Regions from separate parts of the Homo sapiens genome. Here region 1 is linked to region 2. The links are chromatin loops, found by intact Hi-C in ENCODE. Cell type or tissue: GM12878. All regions are shown on one strand. Links, peaks and the distances in the headings refer to the core of each region. The heading gives the core; the rest is flanking DNA.

The links. A loop is a pair of places that touch in the nucleus more often than their neighbours do. Peaks named below come from ENCODE experiments on the same cell type or tissue, not always from the same donor. Only the 100,000 strongest peaks of a DNase experiment are listed, where the experiment ranks them.
Region 1: it touches region 2 in a loop (2.6-fold over the local background); 4 of 110 quality-filtered maps call a loop at or near these places.

What each region holds. Positions count from the first base shown.
Region 1 is chr3:187,768,951-187,771,870 of GRCh38, reverse strand. No RefSeq gene overlaps it. Among named protein-coding and RNA genes, the nearest start is that of BCL6, 25 kb to the right of the region's middle. In GM12878, for the core only: no CTCF peak of the experiment used is centred there; a DNase peak (open chromatin) is centred at 1,450; H3K27ac peaks cover 1,083 bases.
Region 2 is chr3:187,827,701-187,830,620 of GRCh38, reverse strand. No RefSeq gene overlaps it. Among named protein-coding and RNA genes, the nearest start is that of BCL6, 84 kb to the right of the region's middle. In GM12878, for the core only: no CTCF peak of the experiment used is centred there; a DNase peak (open chromatin) is centred at 1,400.

The sequences.
Region 1 (2,920 bases), core at 176-2,675, 59 kb after region 2:
CACCCAGGCTGGAGTGCAGTGGCACTATCTTGGCTCACTGCAACCTCCATCTCCTGGGTTCAAGCAATTCTCCTGCCTCAGCCTCCTGAGTAGCCGGGATTACAGGTGTGCGACACCACACTTGGCTAATTTTTGTATTTTTAGTAGAGATAGGATTTCACCATGTTGGCCAGGCTGGTCTTGAACTCCTGACCTAAGGCGATTCACCCGCCTAGGTCCCCAAAGTTTTGGGATTACAGGCATGAGCCATTGCACCCGGCCTGAATACTTGTTTAGTGTACAAAATTAGAAAGCAAGTAAATGAAAATGAAAATAAAACCTCTCCATTATCCCATCAATCAGAGATGTCCACTATAAAGATTTTGGTAAGTTTTCTTCCAGTGTCTCTGTATATATATACATATATATATACACATATATATATATGTATATATATACACATATATACATATATATATACACATATATACACACACATACACATACATTTTATATATAGATATACACATATATCTATGTGTATCTATTTTATATATAAAAATATTTTTCTTTTTTTTTAAATCAAAAAAAGAGAATTTGTTGTCTTATGTAAGTAAACAGACCAGGTAAGACTTGATCCAGGATTCAAACCATGTCACAAGGAGCCGAATTTTTTTGTTCTCCAGTTTGAGACTCCTCTTTCCCAGAGACAGTCCAAATTTTACTCTGATTGGTTCTTCTTATACCATAAGTATATATAAAAATATTTTTCATTGAGATTTCAAAAGATTTTTTAGGACTTACTCTCACTATATACCTTTGGCCTCATATCAATTGTATAAGATCTAATTCCTATAATAAATCCATTATTCTGTATTATTTTTGGTTCTGCTTTCCTGATTGAACCCTGCTGGTACAAAGAGTGGTTGAAACTCCTAAGCCTTGTCACATCTGGGTTTTGGTATTGGGTTCTCCACCTAGACATTTTCCAAGAAAGGATTTTGAAGCACTGAACAGTGTGTTCCAAAACAGCTACAGGGTTTAAAAGAATCAGCCGTTTTCTATTACATTTAACATTTATTGAACATATACTGTACATGTCAGACCTGTGCTAAATGATTTATTAGTACATGTATTATATTACTTAATCCTAACTCCCTGCGGGTAAGTATATCATTCCTAGTTACGAATAAAGAAACTGGGGTTCAGGGATGAGCCAAAGTTGCACAGCTAATAAGTGGCAAGGTCATGATTCAAACCTAGGCAGTTTGTTTATGAAGTCCACACTCTGTCTTCAAGGTAAGTCATTCACTGACGTACCAGGCTGGAGAGGCCTAATCTATTGGTGGGATGGCAGGGTATTTGTTAGTTGCTTGCACTGTGAGAGTGCATGAGCTTGTGAAATGAGTCCTGGTGAGGAAGGTAGCAGGTGTGCTGGAATAAGCACTAGACATGAAATCAAACAGACATGGGATTTTCCCATCACTTTCTTGTCTCAGCATCAATGCTTTCATCTGTAATAGAGAGATAATCATATCAGTCTTACAGGTGCAGATTGTGGTGAGGATAGAGAATAACATGTAAAAGCACCTGGCATGTTTCCAGGCATATAGTAAATGCTAGTGGAGTTTAATTGATTCTGAATCTGAGCAGAAAATTTTAAGTTGAGACCTGGTTTTTTAATCTCGGATGGAGCACACTTGATATGTGATTTTGAATAAGATATAGGGCCTTTCTAGGCTCAAGTTCCTCATCTTCTTAGGAGGTGATTAAACTAGATGATGGCTACCATCCTGCCTAGGATTCTAGGCTTTTAGTTGGTATTAAGAGGAAGGAATGTGGCAGATGGTATTTTCCCTTCTCACATCAGCCTGAAATGAGGCCAAATTCTCGAGTACAGTGTGTTTCTCCCTTGGCCCCTCTGCCCTGTAGATATTCTTGACTAGATCCAAGCCCCTGGAACTTTCTGAAAGGTTTGAGGTCTGATGAAAATCACAACCGTTTCTTAGAAGGAAGGGGTGAGGCCTGTATCTTTGACTGCCTGGATGCTGTTGCTTTTATTAGCTCTTCTAGGAAAGGAAGGTCACAGCTTTATAGGTTTCCCAATGCAGATAGAAAATAAGTCCTTTGACTTGCTCCAAAGAATTCAGTTCGGAAATCACAAATACAGATGATTTATTGGGTCCCTTATACTCTATTATTTTGTGATTCAGCTGTAAATTAACACATTAATTGAATGTAACTGAAGAGCTCTTGGACACTAAGCACTATACAGCATAGAGAAGGGGCATGATTCTCCCTCTAAAGATACCTCTCTCTAATCTGCCTCCTTTAAGGAAATATAAACCAACAGTTGAAGAGGAGGTGCAAATTTTGGTCAGATTTTCCAGAAAGGATGCTGAAGATTTTCTCCTATCTCCCTGGCTATTTCTCATTCTCCTGTGCTAGTGCCTTCTCCTCTCCCAAACTTCTGAACAAGGAGTGGCCCAGGGCTTAGCCATTGAACCTCTTCTTGTTCTGTGCTCACTTCCTTGGAGATTTTATTCAGTTTCACAGGTTTAATAAAATCTTAGACCCTGAGAACTCCTAAATTTCTATCTCCAGCTAGATTTCTCTCCAGAACTCTAGATTCAGAAATCCATCTGCCTGCTGAGTTATCTGCCTTTGAATGTCTATTAGTCCTCTCTAACTGAACATACACAAATGGGAGTTCCTGATATGCTTCTAACTCCTTCAAACCTGCTCAACCTAAAGTCTTTCCTATGTTAGTAAATAACAAGCCCATTTGTTACAGTTGCTCAGGTGCAAGTACTTGGAGCCATCTTTGACTCCTGTTTCTCCATAACCCACTTCAAATCTATCAGTAATACTATTGTCTCTGACTTGAAAATATGTGCAGGAATTCAAACATTTCTCACTACCTCCCAGTCCAAGCCACCAT
Region 2 (2,920 bases), core at 195-2,694:
CAGTCAATAAGAGAGGACAATCTCTGCCCTTGTTGAGTTTATATCCTAGCAGGCAAGGGCAAATATTAATCAACACAATAAATATGAAAATTGTCTGCTGTGTTCGGAGGTGCTAAGTCCTATGGGGAAAAAAAGTAGAGCAGCATGGAGGGGTGGGGAGCAGAAGTCCCAGATTTGGAGTGGGGAACAGGTACCAACTTGCAGGCTGATATGTAAATAGCATGGTCAAGGTGGGGCCTGGGGGAGAAGGTGAGACATGAGCAGGCTTGAAGAAGAGGAGACTGTGAACTGAGCATATGTCTGTAGGAAGAGTGTGCCAGGGGAGGGCAAAGGACTAAAATAGGAGCACATCCTAGGAACAACAAGGAGGCCAGTGTGGCTGGAGCAGTGTGGTCAGCTATTGGAGTACCTGGGAGAGTAATGGGAGATAAGGTCAGAGAGGCAATACAGGGTGAGTCTTGTAGGGCCTGGTAGGCTATTTTGAGGACTTGAGTTTTTTTCTCAAGAGTAATGGGGTACCAAGGCAAGGATTTGAGTGGAAGTGTGACATTATCCAATGCACATCTTAAGAGGATTATTTTCACTACTGTGCTGAGAATATACTAAGGGGCACAGGATTGAAGCAGAGAGAAGCAAGGGTTGAAGCAGGTAGTAGGTGATCACAATATTCCAGGAAGAAATGCTGGAAGTTTGGATCAGAAGGATAGCTGCAGGTGGGGAAAAGCGATTGGATTCTGGATACGTTAAAAGTAGAGCCAGCTGGCCACAATGGCTCACGTCTGTAATCCCAGCACTTTGGGAGGCTGAGGTGAGTGGATCACCTGAGGTCAGGAGTTCAAGACCAGCCTGGCCAACGTGGTGAAACCCCATCTCTACTAAATATAAAAAAATTAGCTGGGAGTGGTGGCACGTGCCTGTAATCCCAGCTACTTGGGAGGCTGAGTCATGAGAATTGCTTTAACCCGGGAGATGGAGGTTGCAGTGAGCCGAGATTGTGCCACTGCACTCCAACCTGGGCAACAAGAGCAAGACTCTGTCTCAAGAAAAAAAATAAAAAAGTAGAGCCAACATAAGTCTTTTAAGCTTTTTGACCTAAAATCCATCTCCAAGGCCCTTTCTAGCCCTAAAATTCTTTGACTGCTCTAGAATATCATCATCATCTCCTCAAACCCCTCTGCCCAAGTGTGAAGAGAGAGGCAGACATTGTGCTACTTTTACACTTACAGATCGAAATTCTCTCAAGTGGCCTGAGGTTTCTGGGATGACGTTTGCTCGGTCTTATTTCATGCCTGAGTATAAATACAGCACACAAGAAAAGGTTGTCTTTCCCTCAATCAGAGGAACTGCCAAGCACAGATCCAACCCACAGGGACTATGGAGAGGCCGGAAATGTCAAAAAGAGAAGTATGAGCATGAAATTGTACTCCCTAATGAAACACCTGGCCCCTGAGAACAAAGTCCATCCTGTCACTGTTCTTGATTGACAGGTGTATGGTCTGTCACTTAGGCAACACCTCTTATCTGCCACTTGGTCTCCCCAGCCCAGTGATTCCCCTTCAACCTCCCCTCCACATTGTCACTAGACACACGATTCCTAAGAGCAGTGGAGTGGTCTCTGCACTGGCATTCTCAAAAGCCCTGCCCTTGCCCACGAGTACCTATGCTGTATCACACCTTTATGAAGGACCCTCTTCTTTAGAAAACCACCTCTTGCTCCCCTAGATCCCCCAGTCACTGGCAGAGGCCATCCAGGTGGGAAGAAGGGTGAATTCACTTTGGAGGAACTGCAATCTCTTGACCTCAATTCCACCTTGGCAGTTTCTGTGTGATACAGCCTTCTTCACTTCCTGCCCTAATTGCTGTGCAGTGTTACCATGGGCTGTTAAACAGCTGCCACCTTCTACCCCAGACCTAAATGCCATCCAAGGGCAGGTAAAAATATTTCTCTTTTCACAGAGATTGTTGGAGGAGTCTTCTAGAAGAAGCATGCTAGGAATTGTGCAGCATCCCAGGGGCCCGTCCAGTGCTCCTGGCCTGTCTGGCTCCCTTGCCTTGTTCTTTGGGGTTGGTCACCCTGCCAGCTCTCCTTCCCACAACCACCCCTTCTGTGCTTCCTTCTTAAAGTGTATGGGTGGGGCTGAGAGTTTTGTTCTGGAATCATGGAGGAATAGAAAACATTTCAGCTGACGGGGCCTCAGCACTCATTCCTTCGTTTAATAATCAGTGGAACCTGTTTCTTTCACCTTCCAGGTAAACCTGATCTGGAGTTGTATATAAAGTATACACAAGCAAAGCACCTTTGGTGGAAGACGGGTCAGGAGTCCTACTTTAATTGTCCTCCAACCACTCTCAGAGATTTGGAGGCCAAGATACCAACCCCATAAACTCCTAATTTTTTCAAACCTTTTCATTTTGCACCTGATGATCCTCGAGGTAGAAAGTCTTATCCCAACTCAGTCAGTCAAAAAAGGGCCTGGATTAGGACTCCAGTTTCCTGACATTCAGCTCAGTTGCTTTAAAGAGCTCAGGCAATTACTTCCTGTTGACCAGGTCTGACAAAAGAAAAAACAAAATAAAATAAATAAGTAACGTGATCAGGCGTAAGACTATCAGGTGCAAAGATCTCAGGGCTTGGCTGTAGAGCACTGGGACTGCTGGTGGCCATGGTACCAGAATTGCTCCTCCCAGCTCACCACAGCCAATGGCATTCCCCTCCTCTGGTCCACTTTCAGTGAGGTCATGTTGGCAGCTTGACATTGGCTGTGGTGGGAAATTAGCAAATACCACAAGAGGGGAGATCTCCATCCTCTCAAGAGCTGGTAATTAAACATTTTCCAGCACACCAGTGGCTTAGGGGTATGCAGTCCTGTCTACCAAGTCCTGAAATAGACCTTCTTGTGGAATATGAGATGTTCAGGGG